Linked DNA regions of Homo sapiens: all the other regions are linked to region 5. A link is a loop called in an ENCODE intact Hi-C map of the cell type or tissue named here. Cell type or tissue: PC-9. All regions are shown on one strand. Each heading gives the region's core, and the rest is flanking DNA. Links, peaks and the distances in the headings are about the cores only.

Region 1 (5,488 bases), core at 730-4,729, 60 kb before region 5:
GTGTGGTGAGTGAAGTAGGAGACCCAGGCTACTGCTGTGATAAAGACACCACCTCACCTTTACAAAGTTCTGTTTCATTTATAAAATACTTGATTTAATCAGATGCTTACTTTAGTTGGATCTTTCCATCAAGCTTGGATGTAGGAATTTCTTCCTGCATCTTACATATGGGGCAGGTGAGTCCCAGGAAGTGGAATTCATGTGATCTCGGTGGCCAGAAAGCAGAAGAGCTAGGATGGGTACACAGACCTCCCTAACGCCAGTGGGCAATTCTTGCAGTACCTGCAGAACCAGAACGGTGGTCCAGGGCTCCAGACTCCAAAGCCATTGATGGGGTTCAGGACATACTATCCCCAAATAGTAATATGGCATTTGAGAAAACAGCAGAAGCAGGAAGGTCTCTCACCTTTCCCCTCCCTTCTTCCCTGATGCAGACTCTCATTCAAGAAGGTGTCTACCTTATACCCAGAAGAAAGGGACATCCTTATCTCTGGAGATACAGGGACACAGAGAAGAACAAACAGGGCCTGCCAAGTTCTCTTCAGTTTATCACTATTAGATCATATCCCCTTTCTCCAGTCACACTTCTTCACGATCATCCACTTCTTCATCAAACCTGACATAGGGAAATATGCAGACTTACCTGTTTCTTTTCTTTTTTTCTTTTTTTTTTTTTGAGACAGTTCTCGCTGTGTCGCCCAGGCTGGAGTGCAGTGGTGCAGTCTCGGCTCACTGCAGCCTCCACCTTCCTGGTTCAAGCAATTCTCCCACCTCGGTCTCCTGAGTAGCTGGGATTACAGGCATGCGCCACCATACCTGGCTAATTTTTGTATTTTTGGTAGAGATGGGGTTTCACCATGTTGACTAGACTGGTCTCGAACTCCTGGCCTCAAGTGATCTGCCCGCCTCGGCCTCCCAAAGTGCTGGGATCACAGGCATGAGCCGCCACGCCGGGCCAGAGTTACCTGTTTCTTTGGACCTTCATTTCCTTATGAAGGCTTCTGCGTCACCTAAAAACTTAGATTAATTTGTATACATTGTTCTTGTTACTCTGTCTTTTGTTATAGGGGCCTCAGCCATAAACCTAAGATGGGAAGGAAGGATATTTCTTTTCAGCTACTGCGTGTTCTACATTTCAGCGGCCTTCTTCATAGAAACTGTCACCCAAGGCTCTGATAATGGAGATATGTCAGAAATGCTGGGGCTGTGTGTCCAGAATAGTAGGCGCCAGCCATAGGTGGCTGTTGAGCTCTTAAAATGTAGCAAGTCTGATTTGAGATGTGCTGTGGCATATAAACTCCACACAGGTTTTCAAAAATTTCATGTGACACAAAGAATATGAAATAGCCCGTTAATAGTTTTCTAATATTGGCTGGGCATGGTGGCTCACACCTGTAATCCTGGCACTTTAGAAGGCTGAGGCCAGAGGATCACTTGAGCCCAGGAGCTTGAGATCAGCCAGGGCAATATAGCGAGACCTCATCTCTGCAAATAATTAAAAACGTCAGCTGGGCATGGTGGCACACATCTATGGTCCCAGCCACTTGGGAGTCTGAGGTGAGAGGATTGCTTGAGCCCAGGAGGTCAAGGCTGCAGTGAGCCATGATTGGAGTGCACTGCACTCCAGCCTAGGTGATGGAGCCAAGACCTTGTCTCAAAAAAAAAAAAATTTTTTTTCTGATATTGATTAGACATAGAAACAACATTTTGGATATACTGGGTTAAATAAAATACATTATTTCATTTGGGAGTCTGAGGCAGAAGGATTGCTTTGATTGTTTGAGGCTGCAATGAGCCTTGATTGCACCACTGCACTCCATTCTGGGTGACAGAGTGAGATTATCTAAAAAACAAAATTAATTTCATCTGTTCTTTTTAAATGTGGCTAGTAGGAAACTTAAAATTGCATATGTGGCTCATATTATCTTCCTGTTGGACAGTGCTCTGCTAGATGGTAAATTCCATGGCTCAGGAGTTTGCACTCTGCATTTAAAGCAGTGGGTTTCTGGGCATCCTTGGGCCTCAGTTTCCTCATGTGTAAGCCACAGTTTCCTCATCTGGAATCCATTATCTCGAAAGGACCCATCCAGCTTGAGCAGTATTGTGAGGTGACCATCAAGTTCCCTAGGCCTCATTTTCTTTCTTTCTTTCTTTCTTTCTTTTTTTCTTTTTTTGAGACAGACTCTTGCTCTGTCATCCAGGCTGGAGTGCACTGGCGCAATCTTGACTCACCGCAACCTCTGCCTCCCTGGTTCAAGCGGTTCTCATGCCTCAGCCTCTCTAGTAGCTGGGATTACAGGAGCGCCGCACCACACCCAGCTAACTTTTTTTTATAGTTTTAGTAGAGACGGGTTTTGCCATGTTGGCCAGGCTGGTCTTGAACTGGCCAAGTGATCCACCCACCTCAGCCTCCCAAAGTGCTGGGATTACAGGTGTCAGCCATTGTACCTGGCCTGGCCTCTGTTTCATCTGTCAGATAAGGTAAATGATTCCTGCCTTGTTCTCTGCCCCCACTTTTCAAATGAGAGAATGGACGAGGAAATACTTGGAAAGTGTACACAACTGTACAAATGCCAGGTGTTATCATTGTCACTCACCCAGCTCACACCTGTAGACACCTTGAGTAGCCAAGTGGAGGACGGCAGCTTCCTGGCTAACAGAGTAGGCAGACAACAGAGCCCTGAGCCTGGGCAGGGGTCCTGAGTGCCATTCTGCCTTTGCCTTGGATTGTGTGAGAGCTCCTGGACCATCTGCATGTCTGTGTGCCCTGGCCAAATGGACAGATGAAAATGACACCATGGGCTGCTGAAATGCCATGTTCTGAGGACTCTAAAGTGTCATGGAGCTCCTGTGTATGGTATGTGAGGCCAGAAGGCAGATTTCATGATTGCTGTTTTACTGATGGAAATACACAAGAGATCGAAGTGACTTGCTCAGGGTCATAGAGGGAGGCAGTGCCCATGGCCGAGGCCTGAGGTCTTTCGATTTCTAGCTCAGTCCAGTCCCACCACTGCAGTATCTCCAAGCCACAGCATTGGGATTTGGTTGTCTCACAGTGAAAGTAAACCTGTCTGCACTCAGATCCTTTTCTCCCTGTTGTCGGGAGGTGCTGGGACAGTGGGAATTGTGAGACTGGAGGTCCAGAGGCTGGCTGTTTGCTAAGCCATCCACCAGGAGGCTGAGAAGTAAGCCTGTTGTGCCTGCCCTGCCACATTCCAGGGCTGTTCTGTTCTCCCCGAGGGAATGGGGGCCTGCTTTATTTTTAGCTAGTTCAGTGTGACAGCCTTGTTCTCTTTCTGGGCAAGGACTTGGCCACTTTTACCAGTCAGGAAGCTCCCTTTAGAACCTCCAGGCCCTACTCAGGTTCTCCTAGGAAGAGGGGGCCAAGGGAAGGGGAGCTGAAGTTGGAGTGCCGCTCTGCTTGCTGGGGGCCTGGGGCATTTGGCTTAACTGCACAGCCCTAGGTTCCACCTGCCTCATGTGGGGTTCATAACAGCTACCTTACACATTGTGCAGATTTGGATGGAGGAGCTTAGAGCACCCAGCGTGGGCCCTGTCCACATTCACGTTGCTAGAACGTCAGTTTCTTCATCAAGAATGGGGATCCTGGCTGGGCGCAGTGGCTCACGCCTGTAATCCCAGCACTTTGGGAGGCCGAGGTGGGCAGATCACAAGGTCAAGAGATCAAGACCATCCTGGCCAACATGGTGAAACCGTGTCTCTACTAAAAATACAAAAATTAGCTGGACATGGTGGTGTGCGCCTGTAGTCCCAGCTACTCAGGAGGTTGAGGCAGGAGAATCGCTTGAACCCGGGAGGTGGAGTTTGCAGTGAGCTGAGATTGCGCCACTGTACTCTCCAGCCTGGTGACAAAGCGAGACTCTGTCTCAAAAAAGAAAAAAATGGGGATCCCATTTTCCTCATGATTTGTTGTGCGTAAACAGAGTTCATTGAAACAGAACCAACAGTTTACACATGCTGAGAGACACATATGAACCTGGAAGAAGAGACCGGGCAAGGCTGTGTCCCCAGGATGGGGTTTTTGAGTGCCTGAGGGATGGTTTTGGCTTTGGTGATGATCTCACACAGACCTGTCACTGAGGAGCCCTGCGGTGGAATTGATTATCCCAGACACAGTTCCTCTGGTAGCTTGCAGGTGACTCAGCTTGAATATGGGAGTGGGAATCCCGATTATCTTTAGGCCCCTCTGTCCCTCTGGGCCTCAGCCATGCAGTGGTGAAGTGCTGAGGGGAAGGCAGGGGTTAGAAGTGCCTGGAACTCTGTACCTTAAAGTGAGAGGCCGCTGCCGGGGGAGAAGGGCTGGGCCATTCGGGGAAGTCTCCGGGCCTTATCTGAGCCAGCAAACCCTCTGAGACCTCCCTAGGCTAGTCATTACTGGAGGCCTCCCGCCCAGCACAGGAGCCACCCAACCTGGCCCAGGAGCCACCACGTGGTGCCTCCTAGGGCTCCTGGGCACACAAAGGGCCCAGAGGGCATGGCTCCTGTACCCCTGGCACTCACGGTCTAGCTGGCGGTGTGGACCATGCATGTGTCCCTGCAACGCCCAGGAAAGACACACACCACGAAGTGTCTCCCAGGCAGATCGACTCCTACATAGTGAACACCTAAGGCCGAGGGGATGCTGAGGAGAGGAGTGGACGGTGTGGGGTGGGGCGGATCATGGCATGTGCTCCTGAGAAGGTGAGTTGGGAGGTGAGCTTTGGGAGGAAGAAGGAGCTGGGGACGGAGAGGCCCAGGAGGCAGACTGGACGGGGCTTGCGAGGAAGGACCTTTGAGGTGATGAGCCACCATCAGGGTGCTGGGGGTTAGTGGTTGCTTTAGGGACCCCACTAGATCAGGGCTGCCTCCCCTCGTGGCCATTTCCCTCCCTGCTCAGAGACCGGCTGCCGAGAGCAGGACAGAAACTAGGTTCCCGGCTGCCACCCACACTACTGAGGTGGGGCTGGGCAGCCGCAGAAGCCATGTGCAGTCAGGAAGAGGAGTCCGGGGCTGCTGGGCGGGCACAGACCACGGTGCGGGCCCAGGCTCTCAGCTTGCTATGGCTGTTGAACTTCCTTCCCAGACTGTGTGAAAGGGGAAGGAGCAGATCGGACAGCTTGTTGTGGCTCTGATCCCAGCTGGAGGGGAGAAGAGGCCTCCTGGAGGTCACACTGGAGTGGCGTGCTTTTGGCAAGGCCAGGCAGCCATGCTGTTCTTGGGTGGCTGGAGCTGTGGCGGTGATAGCCCCTGTAGTACCGCATCTCCCTCTCCAGGAAGCCCCTGGCCCTGGCTCTCCCTGGACTGAGAGGATAGAGCACAGGACCAGGAATCAGGGAGCTTGCTGTCCACCCCAGTCTCTGCAAGTATGTCGCCCTGGCCAGTTGAGGAACCTCCTGGCCACTCATTCTTGCCCAGGGTGTTGGAAGTGATGGTACCTGCTCTGCTTCTGCAGACAGGATGCTGTAAGGACCAACAGGTAAACGCGCTG
Region 2 (4,000 bases), core at 1-4,000, 390 kb before region 5:
TAAAACTTTAAAGAGCTTTTGTTTTTCTTAATTGTAGGTTGGGAGTCCTCCTCTTGATCCTACTGAGCGTTTTCTTCCTGAAGAAGAGAAACTTACTGAACAAGAGAGATCAAAAAGGTGAGTAGGTATAGAAATCAGCCCTTGCAAATATTTCCACATATCATAGATTAGTGATTGTTCAAAAAGTCACTTATAAAGGTTATAGAATGTGGATTCTGACAGGAGTAAAACCTCCATTTACCACTTACTTGTTATTTGACCTTGTTCAAACCTGAGACTCAGTTTCCTTATCTGTCAAATAGATACAATAAACAAATCCAACTCAAAGGGTTGGTGGGATAATCAAAATAAATATATATGAAATTTACTTATAAAACGTAAACCATGGTCCGGACACGGTGGCTTACACCTGTAATCCCAGCACTTTGGGAGGCTGAGGCGGGTGGATCACAAGGTCAGGAGTTCAAGACTGGCCTGACTATTATGGTGAAACCCCGTCTCTACCAAAAATACAAAAATTAGCCAGGCATGGTGGCAGGCGCCTGTAATCCCAGCTACTCGGGAGGCTGAGGCAGGAGAATTGCTTGAACCCAGGAGGCGGAGGCAGTGAGCCAAGATCGTGCCACTGTACTCCAGCCTGGGCAACAGAGCGAGACTCTGTCTCAGGAAAAAAAAAAAACAAGTAAACCATTACACAAATATTGGTTTATTTTTTCTTTACAGATTTGAAAAGGTTTATACTCATAACCTATATTACCTAGCTCAAGTCTACCAGCATCTGGAAATGTTTGAGAAGGCTGCTCACTATTGCCATAGTACACTAAAACGCCAGCTTGAGCACAATGCCTACCATCCTATAGAGTGGGCTATCAATGCTGCTACCTTGTCACAGTTTTACATCAATAAGGTAAGCTTCTTGAAGTAGTTATCTAACAGAGTACCAATAGTGAGTATAAAAATAGAACCAGTAGTACCTTGAAAATACTATCTTTTAAAAACAGGTAGCTTGTATTTTATGATGTACAACTGAAGCCGAAAATGCAGCCCAGTTTGCCCGTGTACTAAAATTTTGTAGCTTTTTGTTGTATGAATTATTTTGAGTTTTAAAATACCGAGTTTTATCATTGTTTTACATGTTACCTAAGACCAATTCTTTTTTTAACATAGGCACGCTATCTCAACTCATTTTAGTGAGATATTACCTTAAATTGCAGATTTTACCTTGTAGATATAGCTTTATCTTTACGTAATGGTAATCTCATAACTCTGAGAATTTGACTGAGGAAGTTGACTGTTAAATGTGGGCTTTGATAAAAGCATGTGATGCATTTCAGTTATTTTTCAGAATTAACTCTGTAATAATTTTTTAATGTTGGAAATATGTCTGCTGAGTTCCAAAGTTCTAGGTCTTTATACCATACTTCTTTTGGATTGTTACACAGGGACAATGTTTTTGAGCTTCTTAGTTGTTTATCAGAATTTCTCATAAAAATTTAAAAAAGCATTGCTCACATCATGTTGGTGTACTCTTAATTGACCCATTTATTCCTTTAATCCTTGAGAGTTTTTAATGCTAAAATAATTTTACACCACCTTTTCTAACCAGATTTTCCTATTAATCCTTAATAAGACATCTCAGCAATATAAATTACTTTTATTTATATTTCGAATTCGCAAGCCTCTCTGAAATTTTGGTAGTTCTCTGCTTATCAGAGTTCCTTCTTTCATCTCTCTGGTAACCCGCTGCCTTATCCTTGGGCCTTTATCCTTTTTGAGCATTTCGTTAGCGTTGGTTCTGTAAATGCGCCCGATGATTAAAGTATTGTCCCACAGAATTTCATTCAGAAAAGCTATTAGCAGGAGAGAAAGGGCTGTGGTGACTGCAGCATCGCTTCTAGGACTTTGGTCTAAGATCAAGTGTGTAAGTAACGCTACTGCATATATCAGAGCATTCAGTTAACTAATTCTCATGAATCCATTTCATTGTCCTCATCCAAAGTGTTATCCAGTGCCTCCGCTTGTGACATCTTTTTTACAGCTGTTGGAGGCCCCTTATTCATTCTGTTTAGCAACTTTAAAATTACATATTCACTGTGACTTTAATTTATACTTAAAACTCCATGGAAATTGGCAGTACTAAGATATCTAGATATTAAAGTGTGATTAAAATTTAAAGTTGTTAAGCATTACTTATGTGGAGCATGCAGTAATTTTCATGAGACCTCCCACACCCTGCACTTTTATTTTTTTACCAAAATCTTTTTTAAGTTTTTGTTAAAACCAACTAAGTCGTATTGCAAAAAGAGGGATTTGAACCATGTTTTTAAAAATGCAATTGTCATTTATATCATTGTCATCTTCATCTGATTCCAGTGATGAGGTTTTGCTACTTGGTGAATCCCTACCTGGCAGCTGCTAAAGTCCCACATTTACCAGCCACCTAGAGGGCATAAGACACTCACTGTTCTAGCAGTGGTTGCTCACAGGGAGCCAATCTGGACAAAGCTGAAATGACGATAAATGTTAAGGGATTGGATTATAGAGAGATAATTAAAGTTTCATTATATAAACTCTAACTTTCTTTTGGCTTTTAAGATTTAACACATTTTTATCTATAGATGTTGCTGGGCTAATACTACACGTGTCCAGCTATTCTCAAGATGGCTTCTGAATTTGCCATAATGGAAAGATACATTTAATGCTGCAATTTTAAAGTTATAGCCAACCATTTAAAGCCTTTCAGGTATTACTAATATTAAGTAGACATTCTATTTAATGAGGGTGGCTTCCAACTAAAAGTTGGACTTTAACTTTGAACTTCTGCTGGGTGGTCCTTTGACTTACATGACAAATACAAAATGTTTCTATTAACAAGGAGATCTTCTCTAATTGTTTGAGAAGTTTGCCATGCCCGGAATTGAATTATGAAGTCTTCAAGAGTGTTGGTAAAGCAGTTCCATAAGGTTCATCTGTAGAAGTCTGTTGACTTTAAAACTTGGTGGGAAGCCTTATTGTATGTAAAGTTTAAAGATTTTAGAACACAGGAATATCTTCTTACCTGAGTTTATCCTATTTGCCTTTGTATAGTAGGATGTAAAGGGGCTCTCTAAACCTAATAAAAATTAAATCCTCAGGCTGGGCAAGGTGGCTTACATCTATAACCCCAGCACCCTGGGAGGCCAAGGTGGGAGCATTGCTTCAGGCCAGGAGTTGGAGACCTGTTTAGGCAACATAGAGAAACCCCAGAATTAGTCAGGCTTGGAGGCTAAAGGTGGGAGGATCCCTTAAGACCAGGAGGTTGAGGCTGCAGTGAACTATGATTGTGCCACTGCACTCCAGCCTTGGGCCAGAGTGAGACCCCTGTCTCGTAAAAAAAAAAAAAAATATATATATATATATATATATATATATTCAGTCTTCTGACACAATGTAAATAGTCTAAGAATTTATTGTGCATGGGATTTTGGCTACTTAGACTGAACCTAAAGGAGTTTTTGAGACAGTTTAAGTCTAGGATGACAGCCATTCCTGTATATCTATTGATTGTATAAGGAGAGCTAACTTTCAGTTGGCAGTTGTCTTTCAATCCGAGTGGATTATTATTAAGAGTTTGGGGGCATTAATATTTTAACCTTTGAGGTTACATTTTAACCAGATAATATGATAATATATCTTTTGTACCTTCTGAATGATCTGCAACTCTACAGGGCCTCCTTTGTAGTATTTTTATCTGATTTTATACCTTTTCCCATATTAAAAGAAATTATGCAAGTATCAGTTGCAAATAAAGCTGTGTGATAGTTGCATTCACTGTTGTTTATTTCCCCAATAGCTATGCTTTATGGAGGCCAGGCACTGTTTATCAGCTGCTAATGTCATTTTTGGTCAAACTGGAAAGATCTCAGCCACAGAAGACAGTAAGTTTACCTTTGCATGTTTTACATAGCTTTTAAAAAAAGTTTTATTTTGAAATTATTTTAAACTTTTGAAAAGTTGCAAG
Region 3 (4,000 bases), core at 1-4,000, 300 kb before region 5:
TAGCACCAATTATAGAGGAGAAAACTGGATCTGACATTTCTCATCTCATTTGCTCTATACATTAACCTCTTGCAAAAAATTTGTGAGTCTTGCCCAAGACCCATTACAACTAATTAACGGCTGAACTGGTCGTCTGATTTCAAGGCCAGAATTAACTTTCTACTGCAGCTCATGGATCAGAGGTTTTCTTTATTTAAACAAACAAACAAAAAATCCTTTGACCGTAGCCCTTGCTATAACGTTTCCCACTGAGTTGAGGGAGAAATTGAAAGTAAACTTAGGAGCTTTTTATAGCTTGTCAAACCATGCAAGAGTGGGGGAAGCTTATCCATCTTGTGGAATTGATAGACCAGGAGGAAGTAACTCCGGCTTAGATAATGCTACCATTTTGAATAAATCAAATGGTCTTCTTTTCCCCTTCATGGTAGTTGCTGCTTAAGTTTCTCTAACATGCCTGCAGTAAGTTTCCATTAAGAATAGGAAATTAGGCTCGGTACAGTGGCTCACGTCTGTAGTCTTAGCACTTTGGGAGACCGAGGAGTGTGGATCACTTGAGGTCAGGAGTTCAAGACCAGCCTGGCCAACATGGTGAAACCCCCATCTCTACTAAAAATACAAAAATTAGCCAGGCATAGTGGCATGCACCTGTAATCCCAGCTACTCGAGAGGCTGAGGCAGGAGAATCACTTGAACCAGGGAGATGGAGGTTGCAGTGAGCCAAGATCATGCCACTGCACTCCAGCCTGGGCGATAGACTGAGACTCTGTCTCAAAAAAAAAAAAAAAAAAAAAAAAAAAAAGAAAAAGAAAAGAAAAGAAAAAAAAAAGAAATTAGTATATTGTGATTATGTTGAGGGAAAAGTTAGTACCATAATATAAAAAGGTATGGACTATTGGAGAAAGTTGTTTGCTTTGGTAACATTTACTCATAGAAAGTATTTTGGTAAAGCAGGACTCAGGGTGGTGGGGGAGGTGGGCAGTGAGGGATAGGATTCAAATAAAAACCATTCTTTCCCTTGGAATCCACTACACAATTAACCAACAAATCCCATAAGTGGACCTTTTAGGAAGATAACATTTCTATCCATGAGCATAGCCACTATAATCACAAGACATTTATCTCAAGCAAGATAGAGTCAAGATACTCTCACAACCTCAGGGGCTGGAACTGTAAATTTTCACATCCTGCCAACACCCTTGAATAGCTATGTCAAGAATTTAGTGTCTGTAACTTGTTCTTTATTTTAAAGTACATTTAACATCATCGGCCCCAAATTAGATAGGCTTTTGGAGTGGGATCCCTTCTACTTTTGATTTCTTTATAAAATTTTAAAATAGCTTTGTTGAGATAGTGTTCACATACCATACAGTTCACCCATTAAAAGTGTTCAATTCAGTGATTAGGCCAGGTGTGGTGGCTCATGCCTGTAATCCCAGCATTTTGGGAGGCCAAGGCAAGTGGATCACTTGAGGTCAAGAGTTTGAGACTAGCCTGGCCAACATGGTGAGAACTTGTCTCTACTAAAAATACAAAAATTAACTGGGCATGGTGGTGTGCACCTGTAATTCCAGCTACTTGGGAGGCTGAGGCAGGAGAATCACTTGAACCTGGGAGGTGGAGGTTGCAGTGAGCTGAGATTGCACCACTGCACTCCAGCCTGGATGACGGAGCAAGACTCTGTCTCCAAAAAAAAAAAAAAAAAAGTGTTCAATGTTTTTTAGTATATTCACAGAGTCATGCAACCATCACTATAATTGCTTCTAGAACATTTTCATCATCCCCCAAAAGAAAGCCTTCGTTACGAATTTTAATTAGCTGAGATTCTGAACTCTGGGGGAATTTTGTATTCTAGAAATATTTTTTACTAATATGCTACAGTTGTATTTGTCATGCTGGTGAAAAGATGTGGTCTTTCACCTGGATGCTTTCTCATTAAGCATTATTTTTCTGTTTAGCTTCCTGTGTGAGCAAACATTTTCTCAGCTTGATACTCAGTGCATCAGCGGCTTGCAGAAGAGACTGCCTAGGCCTGCTCTGTCCAGTACGGTAGCCACAAGTCACTTGTGGCTACTGAACACTTGAAATGTGGCAAGGCCAAATTGGGACAGGCTGTGAATGCAAAATATACAAGATTTGGAACCCTTAGTATGAAGAAAAGAATGCAAAATATCCCAGTAATAACTTTTACATTGATGATATGTTAAAGGACAATATTTGAATATGTTAGGTTAAATAAAATTAATTTCACCTGTTTCTTTTTACTTTTAAAAATATGGCCGCTGGAACATTTAAAACTCCCTATGTGGTTTGCTTTGTGTTTCTATTGGACAAAGTTGGTCTAGACAGTACAAGGTGTGAAGACACCGCCCTCTGCTGGAGAAGATGCTGGATTTTTATTTCACCTACAGGAAGAGACGTCTAAGTAGCAATTAGATGCTAAACTAATGCTGCCTCAGGAAAGAATCAAAAGAGAAAGAGTGAAACCAGGCCGGGCGCGGTGGCTCACGCCTATAATCTCAGCACTTTGGGAGGCCAAGGCGAGGGGATCACGAGGTCAGGAGATCGAGACCTTCCTGGCTAACCCCGTCTCTATTAAAACTACAAAAAATTAGCCGGGCATGGTGGCACGTGCCTGTAATTCCAGCTAGTCGGGAGGCTGAGGCAGGAGAATAGCTTAAACCCAGGTGGCGGAGGGTGCAGTGAGCTGAGATGTGCCACAGCACTCCAGCCTGGGCAACAGAGCCAGACTCTATCTCAAAATAAGGAAAAATAAAAAAGAAAAGAAAGAAAGTCCATAAATTGAGACTCCTAGAGATACTAAATGGTAGAATGGGAATTTGAATTTAAATTTATAAGATGTTCACTCTCGGAGATCATAGGTCATTGTTGTCCTCCTCCTTTTCATGACAGGAACTAGCAATGAAGAGCTCTGACTATGTGCTAGGTACTACTCTGAGAACCTAACATTTGTATCTCCTTATTAACTCTATTACTGCCCCATCCTACAGATGAGAAAATTGAGGCACAGGAAGTTTAAGTTGGCCAAGATCACACAGCCAGTAAGGGGCAGACATTGAAAGGTCATTTTGCCTGCCTTATCCCCAGCCTCCAGGCAGTGGCAGAGTTAGCTCATTTTGGACAAACAGCTCTCCCAGACCAGACATTGTAAGCTATACTCAGGAATCATAGGAAAGATTATGATAGAATAATATATAGTTACAAAGAAAAGAAAGAAAATCCAATGGGAGAATATTTACTGTTTTCTATATTAAAGTGTTTAATGTTTATGTTTTTAGAGGAATATTGTTTATTATAGCAATTTAGAAAACAAAATGAGAAAAAAAATCACCAAAGATTCTACCTCCAGTTATTTTTGTGTATTTCCTTCCATTTTTCCCCCCATGTCTGTTTATATAATTGAAACTATTATTCATGCAAAGAGGTATTCTGATTTTCTCAGTTATTTTTATTTATTTTTAATTTTGTAAATAAACTTTTTTCTTCTGAGACAGTCTCGCTGTGTCACCCAGGCTGAAGTGCAGCCGTGCAATCTTGGCTCACTGTGACCTCCCAGTCTCAAGCAATCTTCCTGCCTCAGCCTCCTAAGTAGCTGGGACTGCAGATGTGTGCTACCACATCCAGCTAATTTTTAAAATCTTTTTTCTCTTTTTTGGTAGAAATGGGAGTCTCTCTATGTTGCCCAGCCTGTATTGAACTCCTGGGCTCAAGTGATCCTCCCACCTCAGTCTCCCAAAGTGCTGGGATTTCAGGCATGAGCTACCACACCCAACCTAATTTTTATTTTTATTTTATTAAAAAAAAAAGTTTTTGCCTACCCGCCTCTCACCCTCTCACTCATTTTTAAGTATAGGTTTTTCTACAATGCCACATTGTCTTTTCCATAAAAAGTACTTTCGGCCGGGTGTGGTGGCTCACACCTGTAATCCCAGCACTTTGGGAGACTGAGGCGGGTGGATCACCTGAGGTCAGGAGTTCGAGA
Region 4 (6,546 bases), core at 2,320-6,319, 160 kb before region 5:
CCCCTGTCGACAGACTAAACTGGAAGAGGTAAGGCGCGGAGGGAAGCAGCAGTGCAGGAATTGGGGCTTGGGGAATGTGGGCACGGGTGGGAGTCAGGCTGCACGCAGGAGAGAACAGCAGGAGCTTTCTTGTTTGTCTTTTTCTTTTCTTTTTGTTCATGATGAGGTGGCAGCGTGAGGCAGAGAACTTGTTAACGCAATGGCCTTGATTTTATGATTAACGTGGGCACAGCTCGGGGGAGTAGAATGCTTTTCACTAGCTCTCAAACCTTGGTGTGAGGAATTCCTTGGAGGGCTTGTTTTAAGCACAGATTGCTGGGCCTACTGGAATCAGTGGTTCTGCAAGGAGGCCCTAAATTCGCCTCCCTGACAGGTTCCTGGCAGATGTGATGCTGCCTGAGGCCTGCACTTAGGACCACTGACATAGCCAACTAGAAGAAACATGGGAAGGCTGGGGAGTCTCTCCCTGTAGTGAGCCCTCAGGAGGAGGATTAGAATGGGGGCACTGGAGGACCAGGCGCGGTGGCTCACGCCTATAATCCCAGCACTTTGGGAGGCCGAGGCGGGCGGATCATGAGGTCAGGAGATCGAGACCATCCTGGCTAACATGGTGAAACCCCGTCTCTACTAAAAATGCAAAAAATTAGCTGGGTGTGGTGCCGGGCGCCTGTAGTCCCAGCCACTTGGGAGGCTGAGGCAGGAGAATGGCGTGAACCCGGGAGGCGGAGCTTGCAGTGAGCCGAGATTGTGCCACTGCACTCCAGCCTGGGTGACAGAGCAAGACTCCGTCTCAAAAAAAAAAAAAGGAATGGGGGCACTGGAGGAGTGAGAATGTCCTGGAGCAGACACAGAGCCTGGGATACACAGTCTGAACTGTGTCACCAGCTAGGCCGGGGTTCCTGGTAACTCATCTCTGTGTGTCTCAGTTTTCAATCTGTAAGCAGGAGGAAGCTAACCCAATCTTATGTGAATAAAGACAGCAAATAAGGGGACGTTCTGGGGCCAGGTTGGGGGAGTTACTGTCAAGAGTCTAGTCTCCCCGGGCCACTCCTGTCTGGGTTGGGGACCCTGATCAATCTCCTCCTCCTGGCCCTCCTGGTTATGATGCCCAGTTGACAGTCACATGGACCTCCTTGGGATGTGCTTGATATTGTTGGCTTGAGTCACTTATTGGTGTGGAATAGTGAAAGGGAATGAGCTTTCATGTTCCACACACATGGCTTTGAATCATGGTTCAGGACAAATTGTGTCCCCTTGGACCAGTTCCTTAATTTCATGAGCCTCTTGTTTTCTCTTTGAGAAAATTTTATTTATTTTTATTTTTTTCTTTGTAGAGATGAGGTCTCACTATATTGCCCAAGCTGGTCTCAAACTCCTGGGTTTAAGTAATCTGCCTGCCTCTGCCTCCCAAAGCGTTGGGATTACAGGCATGGGCCATTGTGTCCCACCTTGTTTTCTCATTTGTAAAGCAGGGATAATAACATCTGCTTGTTGGGCTGAGGTGAAGCTTAGGCAAAGCATTTGTAAAGCATCCAACACTGTGGTTGGGCCTTACACAGTAGCTGCTAGGCTGTGGTGACTGTCCCTGGATTACTTGTCTCTTTGTGCTTTTGTATCTTATCCCTAAATTCAACAGAGGTTTTTGGAGGGCAAGCAGTGCCCGCCAAGGGCACAGACCTTCCCCGCCAAGGTCTCTGACAATGTGTTGTATTTAATAGGTGCTTGATAACTATCTCACAGTTGAAAGGTGTCAATCATTTATTTGATTCCATCGTGGGAATTTGCCATCATCTATACAGGGGACAGGCTGAGTTTTACTTTTTCATTCTTTTATAAAGAAAGGACTGAGAAAAATAATATAAAGAAGGTTCCAGGGGCCTGGCGTGGTGGCTTTTGCCTATAATCCCAGCACCCTGGGAGGCTGAGGCGGGAGGATTGCTTGAGCCAGGGAGTCCAGGCTGCAGTGGGCTGTGATCACACCACTGCACTCCAGCAGCGCAGGCCACAAAGCGAGACTCCATCTCTAAAACAAGCAGCCAGATGCGGTGGTTCATGCCTGTAATCCCAGCACTTTGGGAGGCCGAGGGGGGCAGATCACCTGACATCAGGAGTTCAAGACCAGCCTGGCCAACATGGTGAAACCCCATCTCTATTAAAAATACAAAAATTAGCTGGGCCTGGTGGCGGGCGCCTGTAATCCCAGCTACTCGGGAGGCTGAGGCAGGAGAATCACTTGAACCCACAAGGTGGAGGTTGTGGTGAGCTGAGATCACGCCACTGCATTCCAGCCTGGGTGACAGCGCGAGACTCTGTCAGAAACAAACAAACAAACAAAAAACAACAACAAGCAAACAAAAAACAAACAAAAAAGTTTCCAGGGAATGTTTGGGTGAGACCAAGTGGAGCTGGCTGGCAGAGAAAGGTCCTAGGAGTGAGTAGATGTGTATGTCAGGGGGTTGGGAATCAGGGCCCTGGCTGGATCCTGTAGTGCAGGTGGTGGAGTGAGAGTGTGCCAGCTGCTCTTATTAGAGAGCTCTGGAACAGAGACTCCAGGAAGAAGGAAGAAAATTCTCAAGCTCTGTGAGAATTCATTCAACTTTAAGAATTAAATGCACATGCTTTCTTGATAGCTTGGCAGCGGAGGGTGTGAACGGATGGTTTATCCATCCAGGATTTTGTCATTTATCTATGTTGAATACCCACCAACATCTTTCTCAATAATAATGATAAAAGCACGTGCCTCCGGTTTTGACACTGTACCTCGCGCTGTGCCAAATGCTTTATGCGCATTATCTTGTTAAATCCCCCAAACAATTCTAAGAGGTAGATATGATTATCTTCATTCTATATTTGAGAAACACTGCAGCTCAGCGAGGTTAAGAGACTTGCACAAAGCCACACAACCAAGAGTAGCCCACCCCAAGTTCATAAGCTCCCCAACTACAGTGCCTTTCCAGAAAGACACCACTTTAGAACTTCATTTAAAATGGCAGCAGGTGCCTGAAAGCATTTTGATTTTTTTTTTTTTTTTTGAGCTCTGTCGCCCAGGCTGGAGTGCAGTGGTGTGATCTCGGCTCACCACAATCTCCGTCTCCCAGGTTCAGGCAATTCTCCTGTCTCAGCCTCCCGAATGGTGGTATTACAGGTGCCTGCCACCACACCCAACTAATTTTTGTATTTTCAGTAGAGACGGAGTTTCACCATGTTGGCCAGGCTGGTCTTGAATGCCCAACTTCAGGAGATCCTCCCGCCTCAGCCTCCCAAAGTGCTGGGATTGCAGGCGTGGTGAGCCACTGTGCCCGGCCCATTTTGACCCACTTAGTGTCATATTACAATAAAGATTTTTCAGGTAAAATTTAAACTAAGGAAGGGCATTTAATTATATCAAGGAGAGGCCGGGCACAGTGGCTCATGCCTGTAATCCCAGCACTTTGGGAGGCCGAGGAGGGTGGATCACCTGAGGTCGGGAGTTCGAGACCAGCCTGACCAACATGGAGAAACCCCGTCTCTACTAAAAGCACAAAATTAGTCGGGCGTGGTGGCACATGCCTGTAATCCCAGCTACTCGGGAGGCTGAGGCAGGAGAATTGCTTGAACCTGGGAGGCGGAGGTTGCAGTGAGCTGAGATGGCGCCACTGCACTCCAGCCTGGGCAACAAGAGTGAAACTTCGTTTCAAAAAAAAAAAAAAATTGTATCAAGGAAGGGAAAAATGCTTTTTTTCTCATCGCAGTCTAGTCAAATATACTTATATTTTATAAAATTTCCTCGCAAACTGCCTTTCAATAAAATCTAAAGTTAAGTAGTAAAGTTCCAACCACAAGAAAACTCATTCCTGATAATATTTGAATGTGGCCTCATCTGGCAAAGCTATTTAAGCAGGGCTCTGCTGCAGGAGTGGGTTCGGTAACACTAGAATAAGGGCTCCTGGGGAAGATGGGCTCTGTTCAGCTCCATGACTGCAGAGGGATGGAAAGGGGAAGGCTGTGTGAGGAGGTGTGATTAGGGGGCTTCTTTGAGAAACTGAAAATGATTAAAGAAGGTAGGAGCGTGAGAATTCTTATTATGTTTAACCCATAGCCAACATCATGAGCATAAGAATTAAAGGAAGTCACTTGGTTTTTTATTCTTGTTTTTGAGGGAACAGAAAGTCTTAACCAAAGAGAAATTTCTTTGTGTGTGTGTGTGTGTGTGTGTGTGTGTGTGTGTGTGTGTTTTCTGATAATAAAATAAATGGTAATACTTTTTTCAAGGTTTAAAAAAAGAGAGAGAGAAGGAATGGAAAAGTTTAAAGAAGAAAATAGAAATCACCACTCATCTCAATATTCAAATATTCCCACCACTAGAATTGTGGGTTTTTCTTTTACTCATACCTATATTAAATACAAGTGTTATCCTGTATCTACAGTTTAGCAAATCTATGGTTGATTCTAGTCACCAAATATTTGAGACAAAAAGAAAATGTACAGTTGTATGTAATTGCCTTTTTAATTTAACATTCTATCGCAAGCATTTATCCCTCACTTCCCCCATCCACCTTCCCTGCAACAGGGATTTTTGAAGAAAGCCAGCCTGTGCATCTCTCCCCGCTCTGTCCCTGGAGACAGGGATGTTGTCATAGCCTATGAGAGCAGAAGTTAGGGAGAGCTGCCACACGGCGGCGCTGTGGTGCAGGAAAAAAGCCCGAGGGCTGGTCCAGAGTCAGAGACCTGCATTCGGCTTGGGCTCTATCCTTCACTCGCGGTGAAATTCAGAGCAATTTCCTCCCTCTCTCAATCCCAGCGTTTTTAAATCCATAAATTGAGGGAAATGGAGGAGGTGCGGTCAGGAAGTTTGTGAGCCTGGGTCAGCTGCTCTTGACTGAGACGACTTGGGCGATTCTCTTTTAACTTCCAAGTTCTCTTCCAGTCTGAAACATTCTATGATTATTTGCGATTTCAGACACGAAACTCAGGAAACACCATTTGTAAGCAATGATTGGTAATGCAAATTGAGAACCATTTTTCTTTCTTTCTCTTTATTAAGAGACGAGGTCTCGCTATGTTGCCCAGGCAGGCCTGGAACTCCTGGCCTCAAGTGATCCACCTGCCTCAGGCTCCCAAGTAGCTGGGACTACAGGTACGGGCCACTCTGCCTGGTTGGGAATCATTTTTCTAAGTTGAAATGAAGTTCCTGAGACAATCCTGCAAGGTTACACCATGTTAGTTCTGTTTTGTGGACCTGGCAAACCATGCATTCTGCATGTATAATACACCAGGTATTTTCTTTTTTTTTTTTTTTTTTTGAGACGGAGTCTCGCTCTGTCGCCCAGGCCGGACTGCGGACTGCAGTGGCGCAATCTCGGCTCACTGCAAGCTCCGCTTCCCGGGTTCACGCCATTCTCCTGCCTCAGCCTCCCGAGTAGCTGGGACTACAGGCGCCCGCCACCGCGCCCGGCTAATTTTTTGTATTTTTAGTAGAGACGGGGTTTCACCTTGTTAGCCAGGATGGTCTCGATCTCCTGACCTCATGATCCACCCGCCTCGGCCTCCCAAAGTGCTGGGATTACAGGCGTGAGCCACCGCGCCCGGCCTACACCAGGTATTTTCATTAGAGCATTCCTTTGAGAGAGGTAGGGAGGTGACATTTCCACTTTGCAGAGGAGTAGACTGAGGCTCAGAGAGGTTAAACGACTTGTCTAATGTCTCATGAATCCAAGAGCTCTAACTTTTCAATAATTACTCCTTCTGCTACCATATATTTCAAACCACTCAGATGAGAGTAATAGTCCTTTAAATTATTAGAAAAGGCTGCAGAAGCAATGTTTTAAAAAAATTGGGGTGATTCAGCTTAGAGAAGAGAAGGCCATGGGGGATGCACGTAGGCATGAAGTTTCTGCGGCTCAGTTGCACATCTCAGCACGTCTTTCATTCAAACTGGACCTGAAATCTTCTCCCAGGGTGTCCTACTTTCGTGGACAAAAAAGTTTAAGGCACGAGGAGTTCAGGACACGGATGTGGTGAGCCGTCTGACCAAAGCCATGAGAAGACACAAGGTGAGGAATTCACCTCGGTGTGGGAGGCTCTCCCAGCCCTAGCTCCTTTCTCTTGGGTTGGTGGGGCTGGGGGTGAGGTGAGGGGGTCACATATGGTGCCTGCATGGAGGGAGAATCAGAGAAGGAATTGATCTTAGAAAAGGTCCCACTGTAGTACAGATGTGGCCAACTTGGATGAACCCACAGAGCCTTGGTAGGCGGGGCTTGCACCAATCCCTATTGAAAGGTGGCCAGCTCATCCCTGGGCCTCCCCAGCAGCCACAGCCCTCTCCGGAGGTCTTGGTTAGATCTGATGCTGTGTGTAGGCCCCACACGCCCTCCTCTCTGAGGCTGAAAAGATCATATACTTTCCGGGCTGGTTCCATATTCTTTCTGGGCTGGTTCTCTATTTCACTGTCCACTCCCTGTCCATTAAATATCCCTATTTGTTGAACGTATTTTACAATAATTTAAACTACTGCGAAAGCAAGACTCGCTCCTTGCTGAGCTGGAAAGTACACAAACCCAAATTGCT
Region 5 (4,000 bases), core at 1-4,000:
TCACAGAAGAATCCTCTGATCTTCAAAGGTCTGATACAAAAATGATGAAAAACCATTGCTTTTGAAAGCCCCCCTTGAAATGCTGAAGACACTGTCCTGCCCTGAACTGTGGGCTTCATCCCAAGGTATGTAGGAAAGCTTATTGAGCAGGCATAGTCCACGACCAACCATCCTTGTCGAGAAAAGATAAGTGGGGCTGGGCGTGGTGCCCACGCCTGTAATCCCAGCACTTTGTGAGGCTGAGGCGAGAGGGTAGCTCGAGCCCAGGAATTTGAGATGAACCTAGGCAACATGGCAAAACCCTATCTCTACTAAAAATTTTAAAAAATTAGCCAGGCATGATGGTGGTGCCTGTAGTCCAGCCACTTGGAAGGCTGAGGTGGGAAAATCACTTGAGCCCTGGAGGCGGAGGTTGCAGTGAGCCAAGATTGCGCCGCTGCACTCCAGCCTGGGTGACAGAGCCAGACCCTGTCTTGAAGAAAAGAAAAAGAAAATAAGTGAATATCTATGGTATGATAGAAGATAATCCCCTAATATTTTATACACATATATATAGGCATGTATATATTGTATATTCATGTGTGCATGATGTTGTGTGTGTACGTATATATTTCTTCTTCTGGTCTGAATGTTGCCTAAACCTCTACCATTGATGCTCCATCTCTTTGCTATAAAGCCATCTTCTATTAAAATAAACATAACCCTGCCTGGACGGGTGAACACATTGGCTCTTGGTTGAAAGTCAGCTAAGCAGGTGCCCTCTGGGTGATGTGGCTCAGACTCTCCATTTACATTTCAAATTTTTCCATTTCAAAATTGGGAAAGAAAAACTATTACTTTGTTCATCACAAAAAACGTGCCCCCTGCCTGTGGAACCTCAGGCCCCAGACCCCAGGCCCAGTTGCAAGACCCCCAAATGCAAGGCCACCGCTCCTCATTGCCCCCTCGTGTGTTCCAGGGACCGGCAGCAATGCCTGCTACATGGAGGAGATGAAGAACGTGGAGATGGTGGAGGGGGACCAGGGGCAGATGTGCATCAACATGGAGTGGGGGGCCTTTGGGGACAACGGGTGTCTGGATGATATCAGGACACACTACGACAGACTGGTGGACGAATATTCCCTAAATGCTGGGAAACAAAGGTAACCCCGCCTGGTGGAGAGGACACTCACAGTCAGGGTGGGGGCAGCACTTGGCTGCATTCTGCCACTTGCAGTGGAAGAAGTTTCTAGGAGGAGAGGTCTGAACAGAGGTTTCAAGACTGGACCCCCTGGCTCACTCCTGACCTTTGTCTTTTGGACAGCAGAGAACCAGGGAGGACAGACCCCCAACATGGTACAAGATGGCCCAGGGTTGATGCCTGTCTAGGGGCTGCCTGTGACTGTTTTTTAGCCTGGAGGATTCTGGCCTTCCGGTCCCCTTGCTGTGTTCCTTTCCCATCAGAATAACAAGGGGGTGGGGTGAGGGTGGCTGGGCGGCAGGTTGGTGTGAAGCAGAGGCCCTGTCGCAATCGTCCTTTCCTCCGTGAGCCTCCTGCACCACCTAGTGGCCTTGTGGAGCTTTGCAGCTCAGGTCTCAGGTACCATGTCTGAAATGGCAGTGTCTGCCCTTTGTCTCAAGCCCCCAGGAATCAGGCCATCCTCTGCCACGGCCAGGATGAGTTGGTCCAAGTTGTCTCCCTAGGAGCAGAAAGAAGGGCTGGAGCAGCACCCAGCATGAGTCACTCCCTAGCCCCCTCAAGGTTTTTGCCTTTTCTAAATACCACCCATGCTGTTATTTACTTAGTGCTTTTCTTCGAATCAGCTTACAGTTTTTTGTTTTTCTTTTTGTTTGAGGTGGAGTTTTGCTCTTGTTGCCCAGGCTGGAGTGCAATGGCGTGATCTCGGCTCACCACAACCTCCACCTCCCGGGTTCAAGCAGTTCTCCTGCCTCAGCCTCCCCAGTAGCTGGGATTACAGGCATACACAACCATGCCCAGCTAATTTTGTATTTTTAGTAGAGACGGGGTTTCTCCATGTTGGTCAGGCTGGTCTTGAACTCCCGACCTCAGGTGATCCGCCTGTCTAGGTCTCCTAAAGTGCTGGGATTACAGGTGTGAGCCACCGCAACCAGCCCTTATAGTCTTTTTCTTTTCTTTTCTTTTCTTTTTTTTTTGAGACAGAGTCTCACCCTGTTGTCCAGGCTAGAGTGCAGTGGTGCGAGCTCAGCTCACTGCCACCTCCTGGGTTCAAGTGATTCTCCTGCCTCAGCCTCCCAGGTAGCTGGGATTACAGGTGCACGGCACCACGCCCAGCTAGTTTTTGTATTTTTGGTAGAGACCAGGTTTCACCATGTTGGTCAGACTGGTCTCGAACTCCTGACCTCAGGTGATTGGCCCGCCTCAGCCTCCCAAAGTGCTGGGATTATAGGCGTGAGCCACCGTGCCCAGTGGCCTTTAAGGTCTTTACTGACATTTAATGAAGGAGGAAAAAGAGGAAGAACCAATAGTACCATAAAGAGATGGTAACTAAAAAATGAGTATAGTGAAGAACCGTGCTATTCAAGTCTAGCTGATGCTGTCGCCTACCAAATGACCTGAACTAAGACCCCCTTTGGGCTGAGTGCAGTCTATCATCAAAGTAATCCCAGCACTTTGGGAGGCCAAGGTGGGAGGATTGCTTGAGCTCAGGAGGTTGAGACCACCCTGGGCAACATAGGGTTGAGACCCTGTCTCTACTAAAAATTAATAACAATAATAACAACAATAATAGTAAGACCCCCTTGGTTAAAAAGCGGGGGGATCAGCAAGTGTTGGAAGGGGTTAAGGACATGTCAGCACCAAACTGGGGTGGTCTTTGTGGTGGAATGAGAAGGACTGGGTGGGACTTCGTAGTGGTGGCCCACCCCTCTGTGATTCCATTCTGTTTCATGTTCTTCCATGGACCACATGAAATAGGAGGAATCCTGGAGTTCCAAATTCCAGGGGACTCTTCTCAGCTTTGGGACACTGGGCTTGGGCATGTGCCATGGAAATGAATCAATCCTTTGTTATTTCTTGAGATCCTTGAGCATGGAGAGGGCAGGAAATTTGAAGTCCCAAGAACAGGTTGACCTCCAGTGTGTTGTGGTCACTGAATTCTCCCTCCTGTGTGGCCTCATCACTCTGCTGTGGGCTTGACCAGTACTCTGGGTATTTGCAAAACCTTTAGAAAAATCTAGAAACTTTCCTTTTTTTTGTCTTCTTGTTCCTTTAAGACTTAGCCCAGTCATTTGCTTATTCTGCAGATAGTTTTTGGGCACTTTCCTGAGGGCCCAGTGCTATGCTATGCTGTGCTGTGCCCTGGGGACTCAGAGCTGAAAAAGACACACATGCCCTGTCCTCTTGGGGCTGTCACTACAGCAGTGGTGGTGGGAGGCAGTGAGCTCAGGTGTGTTGTGAAGGAGGAGAATGGTGAGGTGTGTGGGAACCTGAAACAGGCAGGTAGAACCCAGGATCAGGAGGAGGACAGGCTCTCGGGGAAGTGACCTTGGGGCTGAGAGCTATCAGGCAGCTGAGGAGGGAGACCAGTCTAGCAGGTAGACATGAATGCTGGTGGTTTTGTTTCTGATGTGAGAGAGTGGAGGACTCCCTGGTCCTTCCTGGTCCTCCCACTCTGCCTCTGCGGCAGAGCACAGGGCTGGGCACATGGCTGTTGATGATGCGCTTGAGGGGCAGTAGGAGACGCGGAGTGACCGTGAGACCGAGGGGTGACAGTTCTCCTGGCCACTTCCCATAGACACCCCAGGCCCCTCCTCCTGTCTCAGGTATGAGAAGATGATCAGTGGTATGTACCTGGGTGAAATCGTCCGCAACATCTTAATCGACTTCACCAAGAAGGGATTCCTCTTCCGAGGGCAGATCTCTGAGACGCTGAAGACCCGGGGCATCTTTGAGACCAAGTTTCTCTCTCAGATCGAGAGGTGAGTGGGCAGTGTCTTCCCTGCCAGCGCCCACCCTTCAGAGGTCGCCTGGCTGGTGGAT

What was found. Peaks named below come from ENCODE experiments on the same cell type or tissue, not always from the same donor. Only the 100,000 strongest peaks of a DNase experiment are listed, where the experiment ranks them.
Region 1: a loop joins it to region 5, with 4 times the contacts of the local background. A loop is called at or near these places in 14 of 110 quality-filtered maps.
Region 2: it touches region 5 in a loop (18-fold over the local background); 20 of 110 quality-filtered maps call a loop at or near these places.
Region 3: it touches region 5 in a loop (19-fold over the local background); 8 of 110 quality-filtered maps call a loop at or near these places.
Region 4: it touches region 5 in a loop (15-fold over the local background); 110 of 110 quality-filtered maps call a loop at or near these places.

What each region holds. Positions count from the first base shown.
Region 1 is chr10:69,330,223-69,335,710 of GRCh38, forward strand. The region is part of intron 1 of HK1 (hexokinase 1); the gene reads left to right. Among named protein-coding and RNA genes, the nearest start is that of HK1, 14 kb to the left of the region's middle. RefSeq lists enhancers at 1-248, 4,735-5,488. In PC-9, for the core only: a CTCF peak has its summit at 3,169; DNase peaks (open chromatin) are centred at 2,269, 3,219 and 4,089; H3K4me3 peaks cover 2,611 bases; H3K27ac peaks cover 4,000 bases.
Region 2 is chr10:69,005,009-69,009,008 of GRCh38, forward strand. KIFBP (kinesin family binding protein) reads left to right here. Exons shown (of 7, transcript NM_015634.4): 3 at 38-117; 4 at 724-907; 5 at 3,833-3,917. Among named protein-coding and RNA genes, the nearest start is that of KIFBP, 18 kb to the left of the region's middle. In PC-9, for the core only: a CTCF peak has its summit at 192; a DNase peak (open chromatin) is centred at 3.
Region 3 is chr10:69,091,110-69,095,109 of GRCh38, forward strand. All of the region lies in intron 1 of SRGN (serglycin), which reads left to right. Among named protein-coding and RNA genes, the nearest start is that of SRGN, 5.0 kb to the left of the region's middle. In PC-9, for the core only: CTCF peaks have their summits at 2,389 (motif pointing left) and 2,588; a DNase peak (open chromatin) is centred at 2,352.
Region 4 is chr10:69,233,106-69,239,651 of GRCh38, forward strand. It overlaps HKDC1 (hexokinase domain containing 1), which reads left to right. Exons shown (of 18, transcript NM_025130.4): 4 at 1-28; 5 at 5,937-6,032. Among named protein-coding and RNA genes, the nearest start is that of HKDC1, 16 kb to the left of the region's middle. RefSeq lists an enhancer at 1-267. In PC-9, for the core only: CTCF peaks have their summits at 4,664 and 4,871; a DNase peak (open chromatin) is centred at 4,646; H3K4me3 peaks cover 1,215 bases; H3K27ac peaks cover 1,131 bases.
Region 5 is chr10:69,391,167-69,395,166 of GRCh38, forward strand. It overlaps HK1 (hexokinase 1), which reads left to right. Exons shown (of 18, transcript NM_000188.3): 15 at 959-1,142; 16 at 3,784-3,939. Among named protein-coding and RNA genes, the nearest start is that of TACR2, 24 kb to the right of the region's middle. RefSeq lists an enhancer at 1-234. In PC-9, for the core only: CTCF peaks have their summits at 1,550 (motif pointing left) and 1,753; a DNase peak (open chromatin) is centred at 1,465; H3K27ac peaks cover 969 bases.